Linked DNA regions of Mus musculus: region 2 is linked to region 1. Evidence: chromatin contacts called from ENCODE Hi-C data. All regions are on one chromosome and are shown on one strand. The core of a region is the stretch at or near the end of the contact, and the rest is flanking DNA. Distances in the headings are between cores, read along the strand shown.

The links. Hi-C counts contacts between places; a loop is a spot of excess contacts on that map.
Region 2: a loop to region 1 is called in a map of CH12.LX, with 2.6 times the contacts of the local background. The contact joins two enhancer-like sites. A Hi-C loop is called at or near these places in 2 of 37 maps with a recorded cell type or tissue (CH12.LX and T-helper 17 cell).

Annotation. Positions count from the first base shown.
Region 1 is chr10:96,211,417-96,218,832 of GRCm38, forward strand. No RefSeq gene overlaps it. Among named protein-coding and RNA genes, the nearest start is that of 4930459C07Rik, 11 kb to the right of the region's middle. Within about 2 kb of position 2,640, at least 1 of the 3 ENCODE cell types and tissues checked has a DNase peak (open chromatin) inside an H3K27ac peak, as active enhancers do.
Region 2 is chr10:96,367,388-96,374,803 of GRCm38, forward strand. No RefSeq gene overlaps it. Among named protein-coding and RNA genes, the nearest start is that of Gm33782, 62 kb to the left of the region's middle. Within about 2 kb of position 4,152, at least 2 of the 3 ENCODE cell types and tissues checked have a DNase peak (open chromatin) inside an H3K27ac peak, as active enhancers do.

The sequences.
Region 1 (7,416 bases), core at 1,390-3,889:
TGGTGTTGTAGATCAGGATGTCAACAATACTTAACGACCACCTATGACACATCACTATTGTGTAAGGATTAAGTTGTATCCTCTTTAGTCCTCCGTACAGGTCCTTGAGGCCTTATCTGTTTTTTTTTTTTTTTGTTGTTGTTGTTTTGTTTTTGTTTTTGTTTTTGTTTTTGATAGAGAGGCACACTCTGAGAGGGCTTGTGACTTTGCCAGTATCACAGACCCTGATGAGCTATTAGGGACTCGACCTGTAACTTCCTCCCTCTAAAGCTCAAATCTCACAGCATACGTGGTATGCACCAAGCATGTCCAGCTACACCCAAGAAGAGGTAAAGTTGCTACCCTCATTCGAGAATCAGTCACCACGACCAACAATTATTGTTATATTCTGAGTTATGGACACTGCCTTCATGGTAAAAGAGAAAGAGACTTTTAGATAAAGGGACAGATGCATGTTTTTTGTTTTGCCATGGGTTTAGATGGAAAGGGTGGCTACCTATGAGCCCACGGGGAAATAGGACAATCGCAATGAAGTCACTGTGGAGCTGTATAGAGGACAACAAAGGGGACTGTGAGAAGCACTTGGCAGCACGGGAGGCTTGTGTGCACATAGGCATTAAGAAAAGAACCTTATGTGCTCACACACTGCCGGTTCGCTGGAACATTAATTCACAAGTACTTAGTTTAGACTTGCAGACTCTTTCATGAGGATTGCATATCCACAGTAAATATAACTAGAATTAAACCTCGCCTAAATATTTAATATGGCAGGCCGTGGAAGATCTTCAATGCTTTAAAGAACTGACTGATACTTTTGATTTTTCTAATCATCGATGCTGAGAAGGCCATATTGCATACATATACAGCCCGAAGTACAGAAATATGTGTAAGGCCATTGTAAAACTTGCTGGAAATCCTGCCTTAAACCCAAGCAAAAGTTAATTGAATGGTGTTGTGTAGGAGCTCAGCAGTGACTTGGATAGCAACCATCAAACATTCAAACACAACATGATCCAAATCTATACTCATGGATGTGACACTCCCTGGCTGGGGCCAGATGACAGGAGCATCTTTGCTTTCCCTAATTCAGCTGTTAACATTTCTAGAAGAGCAGAAAGCTGTGCATATGATAAAATACAAAAAAAAAAAACCAAAAAACAAAAAACAAAACAAAACAAAACAACAACAGCAAAAAACCCCGCAGTCCATAGCGTGCAGGGCGTCTGAGCGTGATGGTTCAATGGACTAGTTGAGCATGATAGTTGGGATGAGTGACGGCATCCATAAGCATACAGGCTCCTGTGTGTTCCGAGCTGAGAGTACAGAGAAGCTGTGCGGTGTAACACAGGCGAGCCTAGCCTGAAGCACCTTGGGATTGTTACACAATTGAGGCTGAATTTATTTTTGATCATTGCACATCCAGGAGTCTTCTGCTATTGTCACTGTCTTTAGAACGGTCACCTTCAGCTAAGCGACCCTGTAGTGGGGTGACGACTTACAGTCAGACGAAGCTGGGCTCTGTAACATCTTTAAATATGCACACAGTATTAATACACCAGTGCAAATGCCTTATGAAAATAGAACATATTTACATATTTTACATTGCTAACCCCACTACTGTGGTGGCATGGGAAGCTGGGTAGCCAACTGATTTTTAATGTAAGATATTAGAAATACTGGCTTTCATATTCATATATATGTATGTATGTATATATATATGTATGTATGTATATACACACACACACATATAGTATGTGTGTATATATATCGTATGTGTATATATATACACGATAATATCGTAACTATACTACCTATACATGTGCATATATATATATATATATATATATAAACTAATTTGAATTGCTACTCCATTGACTAAGTACTTACGATGAATTGTATGACATACATCTCCAGACCCGCCCCCCTGCCAGCCCTGAAGGATATACCTCACTCATTTTCTTTTCTTTCAAGAAACCAATTTTGCTATCTTCAAGCAACCACTTCTTTTGTTGAAGCAAAACAGAACAAACAAACAAACAAAAAATCAACATTAAGATTTTCCTAAGCATTTAGAAACATGTCGAGCAGCCTGGGACATTCTGGAACCCTGTCAGAGCCCTGGTCTGTGAGCTAAGGAAACAATTTTGTTTGATAGAGTTACTATCTTCTGCAAAGGCTGAGTGTATATTATGTCGCATAGTCAGAGCACTGGGGGACACCCCCAGAGGGAGCTTGTGATGAGTAAATAACTTAGTAAGGCAAAGAATGGACACTGTAAAACCATTCCTTAATTCAAGGCCACGTGTTACTTTGGGATTTAAGGAAATATATTGGCATCTTCTATGTGATAAGATGCTTCAAGCATTTATCCTTAAAAAGGACTAAAACCCATTTTTTTTTCTCTCCTGTTTGTATCATTTCCTCCTCCTCCTCCTTACCCCTTCCCCCCCCCCCCAGTCCACTTTTCTCTCTCCCTCCCTCTTTCCCTCTCCCTCCCACTCCTATTCCCTCTGCTTCTTCCCCATCTCCTCTCCTCCCCTTCTATCTCTCCATTCTCCCTTCCTTCCCCTCCCCCTTCTTTCCCTGTGGTCATTGAGACGAAGTTCTTTTAACTAACATCCCATTTCCGCCAGCAGAGGGCACTGTTTGCGCGTTTAAGTAGATGTCTCCGCTTTGTTTTTCCAATGTGAACAGTATCTGAGTCACAGGCAGGCACGCTATTCGGCTGGAAAGATACTGGGGAGAAGGCCTGCCTGAGTGGTAGTGTTTCAACATCATTTTGCCGAACATTTCCTTTGTTCTCGGCTGCTTGGAGGGATGTTCATTGCAAATGCCCTTCTAGTTCCCGGTGGAAAATGTATGTTTTGAATGTGTGTTTTGAAGGCAATGGCATTGGGTCACTCAACGTCTAAATATCACAAGTGCTTCAAACCACTTTAGGTGTCAAATTCTGAATCAAGGTATCAGCCCCAGAGTAGATCGTCTTGCTCCGGGAGCATCATAAATAATTTCTGTAGCAGCATATGACATCATAAAGCAATCAGGCATTCCCTGTACACCATAATCGATGGACTTAGATGTCTTCGGATGGAAGGGTATGGTGAAAGACACTTTTCCTCTCACTGGACTTGAGCACTTTAGAATTAGTCAGTGGCTGCCTATCAAAAACGAAGTGAGTCACGTTCAACTTCCAATATATTGTGGAATATTTTCTCAAGAGTTTCATACACATCATTTATATAATATTGGATTATATATTTTGTGGTGAAGTAAGTACTTTTACATTTTTACGGCAATTATTTAAAAAAAATTAATCAAAGTGTAGATGAGAATGGCATACTTTAACAATGAAAGTCACGGTTAGTCAGATACCTACTTGACTTTCCCAGTCCTCAGTATCTCTCTCAGCTCAGGTATAACTTTTCATTTTGGAACCTGTATTTTAGTCCACCCCCCCACCCACCATCTCTGAAACAATCAGCTTGTCTTGCTATTCTCTAAGCTACTACTTTTAGATGTTAGCTGCTGTTTGACTGTAGCAGGAGTATGTTGCCCAGGGTTGTGTGTGTGTTTGTTAAAGCTCGGTCGCCAGTGTGGTGATGCTGGAGACAGGCACCTTTAAGAGAAGGTGGGGTAATTAGACCAAGGTAATTATTTCACACGGAAGGGATCAAAGCCATGTGTATGGGAACCCGCTGACTTCCTCTTAGAGTGGGTTGTTATAAAACATAACGCTCACCTTTCTCATGATCTGGCTTCCTGCCTCTGCCATGTGTTGTCTCTTTCCTTGCACTGGCTCCCCCACGGCACCATCTGCCACAGGGTAGCACACATAGGGGACTGTCACCAAGGGCCAAACACTCTAGGTTTACCCAGGGTTGAATTGTCAGACTCAAAAATTGTAAGCTAAACAGATCTCTCATCATTCCACAACCCAAGGTGGTTTGTTAGAGCCAAGCAAAGCGGGATTGTCTAATACTGTGAATTGTCCTTTTGGAATGTACCGATAGATAAGACTCTCACCTCTCTGTCCCTCTGCTCACCTTATTTCTGTCACATCTCTGTTGGTTACCTGTTCAGCTGTAGGAAGAGCACTTAGACCTTCCATGGTGAGCAGTCTACTCTGAGTGGCCTTGCTGTTCTCCGATGCCTTCTGCCGCCCAGGTTTAGTAAATTTCCTCTACACGATCAAGGTTACTAATGTTTTCCTTGTGCTCTCTGGGCACGATGATAACGTCTTTGTCTACAGTATGTGAACTTATCAATGGCATTTTCCCTGAAAGTCAGGGTTGCTTCTCACGGCGACCGATCGTGTGTTAGTTATTGTTGTACTCCTGTCTCTTACTATGGTGTGGCGTGTGTGCGCGCGCACGCATGCGCAGGAGCGCTTTCTTGTATTTCCATGTGTGGGGTTGCCTATGCATGCACATGCATGTGGAGACCTAGGGTCGATGTGAGGAGGCTTCTTTGATTGCTCTCTACTTTATATAAGAAGGCAGGGCTCTCACTGGCACTGAGACTTCACTAATTTGACTAGTTCCAGGGTTAGGTGGGTGCTGGGCCCTGAACTCGGGTCCTCAGGCTTGCGTAGCCGGCTTTCCTTCTACCCATCGACCCACCTCTCCTTCTTCATTTTCCTTTTTCTTAAATGCTGTTTGTCTTTCTCATGTCCGCATTTTTCTTTTTGTTTTTCTTTTCTTTTTCCATTCAGAGAGAGATCTGAATTATATAATCCCCGCTACCTGTCCCCCCCCAATTTCTTCTACGGCTGCTTCAAGACAAGCGTGAGTGCCCTACCACTCTGTAGCCATCTCCTGTGCTTCACTGATCTCCTTTGTCATCTGTGACCCCCCTTTCTTGGCGTCCCTTTTGCTGCCGTGGGATGTGCTCACACAGTCCGCAGGAGAGAGGGGAAGATATGTTTTTCTGTGTTCTCCCCATGTGTGGAAATCAACACGTGGAAGTGTGTTCTACCCCCATGCTTAAATAATAATATTATAAATCAGTATGGAAGATACAATTATAAAGTAACTTTAGAACTTTGAAGGCATTCTCCCTTTCTCTTGAGTGTCTGATATGCTGGTGTGAAGTTCAATGCTGTGTAATTTTTGCCTTTTGTGTGGAGGCTCTGCCTTTCTTATGGCTTATGGGACAGCCACTTGTGAGCTCAGCCAGTCTGACACCTTAAGCCTTTCAGGCACAAATTTCCGTTGTATCTTTCAGATGAACAATGTCCTCCCCTCCTTCCTGTCTTTCCTCCTCTCCACTTTCGTACTAATTTCCCATAATTCCTAATAATTACATGTTAGTTTCCCTAGAATGGTGTTTTATTCTATTTTAATTTTATCTTTTAGGGGATTTTTTTTTTAGAAATTAAATTCTACAATTTTTATTCCTTTTTCTGAAGCTTGGTTTGTTCTTTGCCTAGCCCTTTCTGTTCTTGCCCACTGCAGACAATGCACTTGTCAATCTTTCTGGCAATATTAGAATTTTTACAAAAGTATGCTGTTCATATTTTCAACTGAATGTGAGAATCAGTTTACAGTGTAAACTTTCCTCATCAGAACGTCTTATATGGAATCCCCACCCCCCATGTGTGAGGATCTATCTGTTCCTATTGTGGAGCACAGCCGGCAGTGTGCACTGGGCTGTCATTTCCACAGTGGAGGAACAACTTTCCTGAAGCTCAGGTTTCCTTGGGTTTCTCCTGATGCTAGGCTTGTGTTTTACACACGACCCTTTGCCGTCTGAAACTTCAGGATCAGGAGCGCTGTGCCCTTTGAACAGTGCTTTATCCTCATCGCCACATCTCTCTTCCCACTTTGTTTTGCTCTGATCTGCCATCCTTGAATTCCTATCATCAGTGACATGTCTCCCATCTTCCGAAAACTTGTAGACCTGTTTTTATCAATAAAAACCAACTCTTTATTGTTATTTTTACATTAGGAACTTGTATTTATTTATATTCTCTTGTCTCTCTCCCTGTTTGTGTATGTGTGTGTGTGTCTGTGCACAGGGGAGGGTGCTGGTGTGTGTGTGTGCGCGCATAGGGGAGGGTGTTGGTGTATGAGTGTGTATGTTCCTCTTTAAAAGTTCACAGAAGTCAGAGGAATATGTCAGCAATCCTTTAATACTCTCTGCCTGGTTTCAGTGAGACAGGTTCTCTCACTGAACTTAAGGCTCACTGGTTCAGACAGGCTGGCAACCCATCAAACCCCTAAGATCTGCTTGGTTCTTTTCCCCCACAGTGCTGGGGTTACACATATGCTCTGCCACGCTCATCTTCTTGTGTGTGCTGGGGGGACTGAACCCCAGGCCTTCATGCTTGCTCAGTAAGCACTCTTACACACTGAGCCATCAGCTGGCTACTGCTTTCTTTAATGACACTTTAGTGGGGCTTTGGGTTAGAAGAGACTATAAACACCTGCACAATCTACCATCCTTATCTAGAATCCCAGACCAGTTTGCCTGATGTGAAATTTTTATGCATAGTATTTATTCATACCTCACATTCATTGTTTTGAAACACACACACACACACACACACACACACACACACACACACACCTCTAAGACTTAGGGATCATCTCAGAAGTGGAGACAAAGATGATGATTTGAGGGTACTGTATAGGCAGGGAGGCAGTATTTACTGGACATAACAGGCCTATTGCACAATGAACTCACAGCAACTCTGATCACGTACACAAGACCAGCACAAGACCAAGCCAGCCAAAGTCCCAGCATGGGTGAGGGACGGGCCGGGGGAAGGAGAGTCCTTTTTCTTTCTTCATGGCTGAGGCTTTCAGAGACTGCCCATGCTCCAGTGGAGGGAATAGGGGTAGATTTGAGCAAATGTGTTATAGGCACGTATGGAATTCTCAAACAATACAAACAGATACCTTTTGGCACACTTCTTTTGTTTGGTCCCAATACTAAGAAGTCCTTTCATTCTGTCCCAAGTGGTCTGCCCCAAACACTAAATAAACTCAATTAATATTGGAATATGTCATACTAATTCAAACATCTGTTTAATCCATTTTCAGTAAAACAAACAAACAAACAAACAAACCAACCAACCAACCATACTTCAATTATTACAATTTTTGGTTCTTTATAACAATAGTGTGAAATAGATAGTATCACAATCTCATTTGAAGCTGGAAATGGAGGGTTTTTTTTTTTTTTTCCAGAAAGATGAGTCTGCTTAAGATCAAAGAGCTGATGGGCTGACTGGCTTAGAGGCAACCTTTCGGTGCTTTTAAAATCCTGTACCGCACTATCTCTCTACTGACCCATGGATAAAATCAAATAAATGCAACAGCACAAACAAACGATTTAATCTGTCTGCATAAATTCCTACTGCCCCAGGGTTTCATGGTGGGGAGTGCTTTAGTTTAAATCTTGGGCATGCTCTTA
Region 2 (7,416 bases), core at 2,902-5,401, 160 kb after region 1:
GGTGAGGAAGGCTGAGGGGCCATTACAGCCATGCATGATCACATGTGGGAGGTTGGAATCCTGAACCATATCAAGGGCTGTGATACAGAAATGTTTGCAAGCCAGGGCTTCTGTCTACAGCATGCCCTTATTTAAAAGGAAAAGAAAAGAAAAGAAATTTAAAAAAAATCAGAGCAGTACACATGCCAGACAGAAGACAGGCTAGTTTACTTGATTTATAGCTATGGGTGCCAAGAACTCTTCTTGATATGTATCATCTCATTGAACACACCTGGGAACTCCAAAAAGTAGGAATTGCTAGCATCTTCCGTTCACATATGGATACACCAGGGCACAGGAAAATTTAAAAATCGGTCCTTAAAACACAAGCCTACAAAACTACTAGTAAGACTTGAACTGAAGCCATGTGAGCTCAAAGCCTTTTCTTCACTTCTCTGAAGGGAGAACTCTTACATGAACATCAAGGAAGGCATTTGATGGATCCGGACCTGGGAGACAATGGAGGTGAAGGGAAGGGATGGCCATGTGGTTGGAAGGTCCTTGGTAATTCCTCCTGTCTGGTATGCTGCCCAAATGGCGTGCAATCTCTTTCCAGTTGGTACCAGGGTGAGAATATCTGACAATAAAAAGGTGCTGTGTGTCCAAGGGACAGGCAGGTGTCTTTTTCCAGGTGTCTGCTCTCCCCACTTTGACCCACATAACTATCAGACACAGAAACACAGGTGGAAGATCAACTGCTCGGCATCTTGGGTGGAATTTTTCTGCTTAAAAGGAGAGAAAAAAAAAATGCAGAAAAACAACAGCTTCCTGCTATGACCTCATTCTGATTAAAATTCCAGAATATGTCTCTTATTTTCTTTCTGGTTCCAGCTGCCCTCCTTTTTTCACCTTTAGGTTGAAGCCAGTTTATTTAGGAGGAAACAGATATCAAGTACATAAAAGAGGGGTGTTGAGTTCTATCCTAGAATACTTTAGAGCATAACACCAAAGCCCCTTATCTAGTGGGTCCCTACTAACTAACTCAGTTTTCAGACAGATGGCTGCCATTTTCCCCAGGGGATGGTGTTTGGAGTTTCTGGATTAGATTTACTAGGCATCTTTAGTAAGTACTGTCACTCATTCTTCAAACATACTGACTATATGTGTGCTATAACACAGCCATTATAGAGAAGTTGATTTATGGACCTTCTGAGTTAGTACACCTGGAGGTGGAGACTTTATTGTTCTGTACAAAATAAAACAAAATACCAGAGCCTGAATAATTTATAAAGAGTAAACATTTAGTTCTCACAGTTCTAGAAGTTGCAAAGTCTAATATCTTGTTTTGTATTTTCAACTTTGTGTGTGTGTGTGCGTGTGTGTGTGTGTGTGTGTGTGTGTGTGTGTGTGCAGTGCCTCAACTGGCCAGAAGGGGTTGTCAAATTCCTTGGGGATAGAGTCCCAAGAGTTAATCATCTGTCCAACATGGGTACTGGGAACCAAACTTGGATCCCCTGTAAGAGCAGTACTTTCTCTTAACTGCTCAGACATCTCTCTAGCCTGAGAACTCTGATAGATTCAGTTATTTTTATGAGGTCTACTTCTCACTTCCCAGGCTGTATCTGCTAGTTGCAAGAAACCTACATCTCCACAGAGAAGGAGGAGAGTAGTGAGTCCTTTTAGTCAAGCTCTCAGCCTTACATAAAGAGGGACCTCATAACCTATTTACCTCCCATAGGCCCCTCCTCCCAATACTACCATCTTCATGTTCAAGCTATCTAGCAATGGATCTGAGAATTCACAAGTTCCCAAATACCTTGTACACCGCAAATATACTCATTAAATACAGAGTATGGGCTTTTATGGAACCTTACTTTGGTGGTGTGGCTACCTGGATGGTCAATAATTAGATGGAGACTCAGGTTTCCATACTTACTGACTTGGGGAGATTGAAGCCGTATTTATTTTTCTCTTTTATCTGATCATATTTTTAAACTTGCCGGTCTTGAACCTCGCTACTCCAGTACATGTCAGTCAAAACTCTACTTGGCTCTGGATGTCAGTTCTTGTTGCAAAGTGTGAAGATTTAGGAGAGAGGTGTTGCTTTCTTCTTGCAGCACCCAGCTCGCTCTTCTTTTGGTAATGACTGTCAGTCACAGGGTGACTATGGCAAGTCCTGTGAATGTTTCACAAAGACCCCAGATCCTAATCCCTGGAGCCTGTGAAGATGTGAGCTGGCAAGAGACATTGCAGGTATAATTAGGGTTATGAACTTTAAGATATAATGTTGTGAATGTGCTGGCGGATGAGACACAATCATATGAGGCCTTTAAAGCAAAGGACAGGGACTGGGAGGTAGCTCAGTTGTTGCCATGAAAACACAAGGATATTCTAGAAGCTGCATTAAGGGTTGGGGAATGGAGGATCATGCTTATAAACCTGGGACTGGAGAGGCAGAGACAGACAAATCCCTGAGATTCCATGACTAGCCTTATTCATGAATTTCAGGCCAAGGAGAAACCCTGTCTCCATGACACCTGAGGTTAACTTGGGCCTCCACACGACTCTGAATGGAGTCCCAGCAATGAAGCTTTTTGCTCTGGGACAGTCAGAGAGGCATATTAAAAAAGGAACCCAACACACTTGATGTTGGGGTGAACCAAAGCAGATTTCAGCTGGGAAAGGCTCTTAACTTATGGCATGCAAGGCATCAGGAGCCTCAGTTACATAGCTATCAGGAACTGACTTTGGACCAGGTTCGTGAGTCGCATGAACCTGGAAGCAACTTCTCCCTCCGAGAATCCAGTAAAGAAGCCAAGCCCACTAACACCTTGGTATGACCTAGTAAGCACGTTGCTTAGCGACAAATCTCATATTTTTTTTCTTACAAATAAATGGGGTACCTCTCTGAAAACACCAGCACTCCAGCCTACAACAACGATGTCCTTCCTTAATGGCTCTTCTGTCCTGGCGACTCCTTATGTCCCAGCACCTTCCTTATAACTATGAAGTCCTGACTCTAGGTGCACTAACTACCAAGTTCCCTGATATCTTTTCTCAAGTTTGATCTTTGATAATAATTCCCTAGATCCTTACGTACTCATCTCCCTCCACCCCTAACAGCAATAATCATAAAAAAAACCCAAACAAACCATTGACAGATACTTGTCAGTAAGGACGGCATGCTGGAATAATATACTATATTATTGACCATATATTATCGAAGAAGAAAATTTAGGCACAAGAAACCTAAGCAAAGTTTCCCAGGATCACAAAGTGTCAGAGGCAGTCACTAGGCACTCCTGACTAAAGAATAGGACTAGCCATTCACTCTCTGCTGTAGCCCCCGGTACTTAGTTCTCCGGCGAGTTTAGCTGCCAGACTGCCAGTGTCTCAGACATCCAGCACCCGGCTCTGTTTGGGGTAAGCTTTTCACCAGTTCATTTCACTTTGACATTTTGTACTTCACCAAGTGTGTGCCACTCCGGTGGTTAATAAGCAGCTGACAGGATCAACATAAACTGCTGGGTGACGTGTAAATTAGCAGCGCCTATAGGAACACTAAGAGAAACCACACAGAATTTAAACACTGTGACTTTAAAGGCTGCTTATAAGACCAAGGCCCTCAATTCCTTCAGTTCACTTGGGCTGGGGGCGGGGAAACCCCCCAAAACAGAGCAGCCCAACCACTTTTCCCTCAGCTGTGATGCACAGATGATTTCCGAGAAGAGAAGTGAACTTTCAGAGGTTTCTCGATCAGCTGCTGGGCGACATCCGGCATCCGGTCTAACCACGAATCTCAGATGTCATAGCAACACAGGTCACTGGGAACCCAAAATAGTCCTGCCCAGAGCTCTTTCCACTTCTCACTTGAGCATGTGCGGGAAAGGTGTCTGTCTGTCAGCCAGCACCTGCTGCTCTTCAGAGACTGGGTGATGCGCGCCGCCGCCGCTGCTGTTGTTTAATCAGCCTTGTCTATCCAGCAGCAACCCTTTCTAGACAAGCTCTTTTCCTTTTATCCACGAGTCTCCCAGACTCTTTCGGATCCACACGCACATGTGGTGATCCACAGGGCTTGACAATGTGTGAAATCCCCTCTAATCCCGGGCCCTTCCTCGCTTCACTCCAAAGCTCGATGTTTTCCTTTTGTAGAAACTCACTGGAGGCCTTAAGAGAGATAACGTGCAAGAAAGACTATTTGGCTCTTCCAGAGCTCGCTGTCGCCTCGCCTCAAGTCGCGCGTATCATTTGATCACAGTTCCTGGCTCCGTGTCTGCAGAGAGACACTCCGCTGCAATAAGCAGTTTACTCCTAAAGAACTCACTATTCTGCCTTCTCCTCCCAAGTGCTGGCATCACAGGTGTGTATCACCGCGGCCAGCTGACAATGCAGATTGGATTTGAGATCTTAAAAAAATTCACTGGGTTTTCCTGAGAACAATGTACATGTACGTCATCAAACCCAAGCTCTTGACTCTAGCTGCATATGTATCAAAAGATGGCCTAGTCGGCCATCACTGGAAAGAGAGGCCCATTGGACACGCAAACTTTATATGCCCCAGTACAGGGGAACGCCAGGGCCAAAAAAATGGGAATGGGTGGATAGGGGAGTGGGGGGAAGGGTATGGGGGACTTTTGGGATAGCATTGGAAATGTAATTGAGGAAAATATGTAATAAAAAATATTTTTAAAAATACCAATAAGGAAACGGGGATGACGGAGTAAAGCAGCTGAATTTATCCCGAGAGAAGTGTATTGTTTTAAGATGAGAAAGAAGGACATTTTGGGATGTGGGGGATGCTGAGTGCTTCATATATGCTGACGATATACTCTTTCCATAGAGCTACATAGCCATCCCCCAACAATAATTTTTAGCTGCACATTTCTATTGAGTTTAAACAGCTCATGCACAAAATTTGCTACAATAAGACACCACGAGAAAGTTCCCCTCTCTCAATTTCTGCAAAATCCTTCTTGGAGACAGATGGTCTCGGATATTCTGTGGATCAATCCACGTTTTTAATTTTAGTGTAATGATGATATAAAAAACTATACAAGGAAGCTATACCTTGCATTCTGGTCTGTCCGCAGTCTACCATTATGTGGCACAATGCTCTCTCTCAGGATGCTAGGTAGCACCAAGTTGCAGCAGCTGTCAGCCAGACGTGCGCTCGTGAAAGGTAACATTGCTCTTTTGCAATAGACACAAGTTATTAAGCTATTGTATTTGGTAGCGCAGGCTTGAGATGTTTCCAGCCTACAGTGGACTATGGGGATAGAGGAAAAACTCCCAAGAATGTTGCATCTGACATGGTATTTTTTCAAGGAAAGGGCGTCAGGAAGAGAACATACCATTAACTCCTAATAAGGGCAAAGGAAAAATGGACTCAAGGGGAGAGGGTTTAAATTTATGGAGTGTTGACTTTATGGTAGACACTTGATGTAACACTTGGCTAACTTTATTTTCTCAGTTTCTCCCAACAATCCAGTGGGGGTATCAACATTCCTCGCACCTATCACCACCGCTAAAACTCAAAGAGCAGCTCTTTGTCTCGGCTTTAACAGCTGCTGAGTGAGAGAGCCGAGGCTTACACTCTTGTCTAAGTTGTTTAGAGTACGCTGGGCAGTCTCAGCGTATTCCTAATGACCCGAGCTCCCTCTGAGCCCTGTGAAGTGAAGAGGAATAAGATGTATGGTCCGTACTCAACACCTACAGTTCTAGTCAGGAGACAGATCAAGAGAATGCCTTGGTAGGCACAAGAAAGGGTACAGAAGCCCACAAAAGCCATGAATCACAGAGGCCTCCAGGGGTAGAGGAATCCTAGAGGAGGATAGGCTAGAGAGAGGCTTGGAAGAAAGCTCAGGCTTTAGAAACACAGAGGGTCCATTTACTCTTCCAGAAGGGACTGTGTCAAACTGAGAATGCCTACGAGGAGGTCAGAGAGCGCAGTGAGCAGCTACCACTGTGTTGTCTATGTTAGCACAGGGGGAGTCCTCTGACACCCTTGTGCCTCACAGTATGGCCTAAGCTCTGATATCCGTAACCACTCCTCCCCCAGAGACTGTTAGAAATGCAGAATTCGGTGCCTGGCATCAGAAGCACTCAAACAGAATCTGCAAGATCTCCGTGAACATTTGAGAATCGCTAGGCTCAGTCTTTCCAGAGTCCTTCTTTTCGATGCATCACAAAGACTGAGCAGAATCCACAGGCCCTTTTCTCTGCCCTTTGCCCCACCCCTACCCCTTCTGCAGAAGCCTCCTTGTCTATCAGGGCCTGAGAGACGCTTCCTCTTAACTGCTCTACCTAAAACCCAGCATCCTCTTCCTGTCGCTTGAATGCCATGCTCTTCTTGGCCTCCCTCAGGGCCACTGATCTGTGAATGTCTGCCTTTGAGAATGCGAAGCAAAGCTATTGGGCACTCAGATAACTACAAAACAGGGTGACCTCTGACAGGAGCTAGTCTCAAGCAACTGGCCTGTGTATGTCGTGGTGAGCCTGAAAGAATACTGTACATCAGCATTGCTTGTGCTCCACAGGGCCTGTGAAAGGGCAGCACAGCCCTCACCTTGGAATAGGAACACCCCAGGCTTAGAGAAGTATCCCCAAACCTGGAGTGGGGCCTGCTGGCTCATCTGGCTATTTGGTTCAGACTTCTGATTCACAGCCACCATCCAAGAAGATTCCAGGTTCAGTAGAATTCAGGGAAAGAGACCCTGTGGCTGGGTGTGGCGTCATTCTTCTGTAATTCCAACATGTGGGATGCTGAGGTAAGATGACAGTGAGTTTGAGGCCACCACAGACTCCAGTTTGAGCTCCTGTTCTCCACACATATAGGAAACATTGTGCACCAACTCCGAAATGTGCTCTGGCTTCAGTCATGACACATGTTTTGAACTTGTGACTCCCAATCACATAACACAACACAATAAAGCAAGAAAGACGACGACAACAACAACAACAAATTGAACAAACTGAACTGACAGCTCTTCTTAGAGCCTTCAGAGAATTGAGGTCACAGACTGCTGCCGACAAGCAAGAGCGGCAGGCCCATGAGTGTGGAGAACGTCAGTTCACCAAAAGCAGAAGTGTGGAAACAGAAACCACTACCACCCACCAACAAATTGCTATTGTTCCCGTCTGCTCAAGCCTGAGAATTGGATATCTTAGAGGGTCTAAACAAAGGAACTTTCCTGAGTTTTACTGATATTAGACTCCTACTGTGAAAAAACAAAAGTAAAATACTGTATTGCTTCCCCACGGGGTAGGGACATCGTCATTTTAAAATATACCTGAAGTTCTGGGTTCTCCTTGCTAAGACTTAACCTTCAGGACACTGGTGCAGCAGAGCCTGACTCATGGGGTTTTACCAGGGGCTTAACTGATCTGGGAAGGGAAATACCCAACTTGGCCTCACTGAAACACGGAACTGATCCGGGA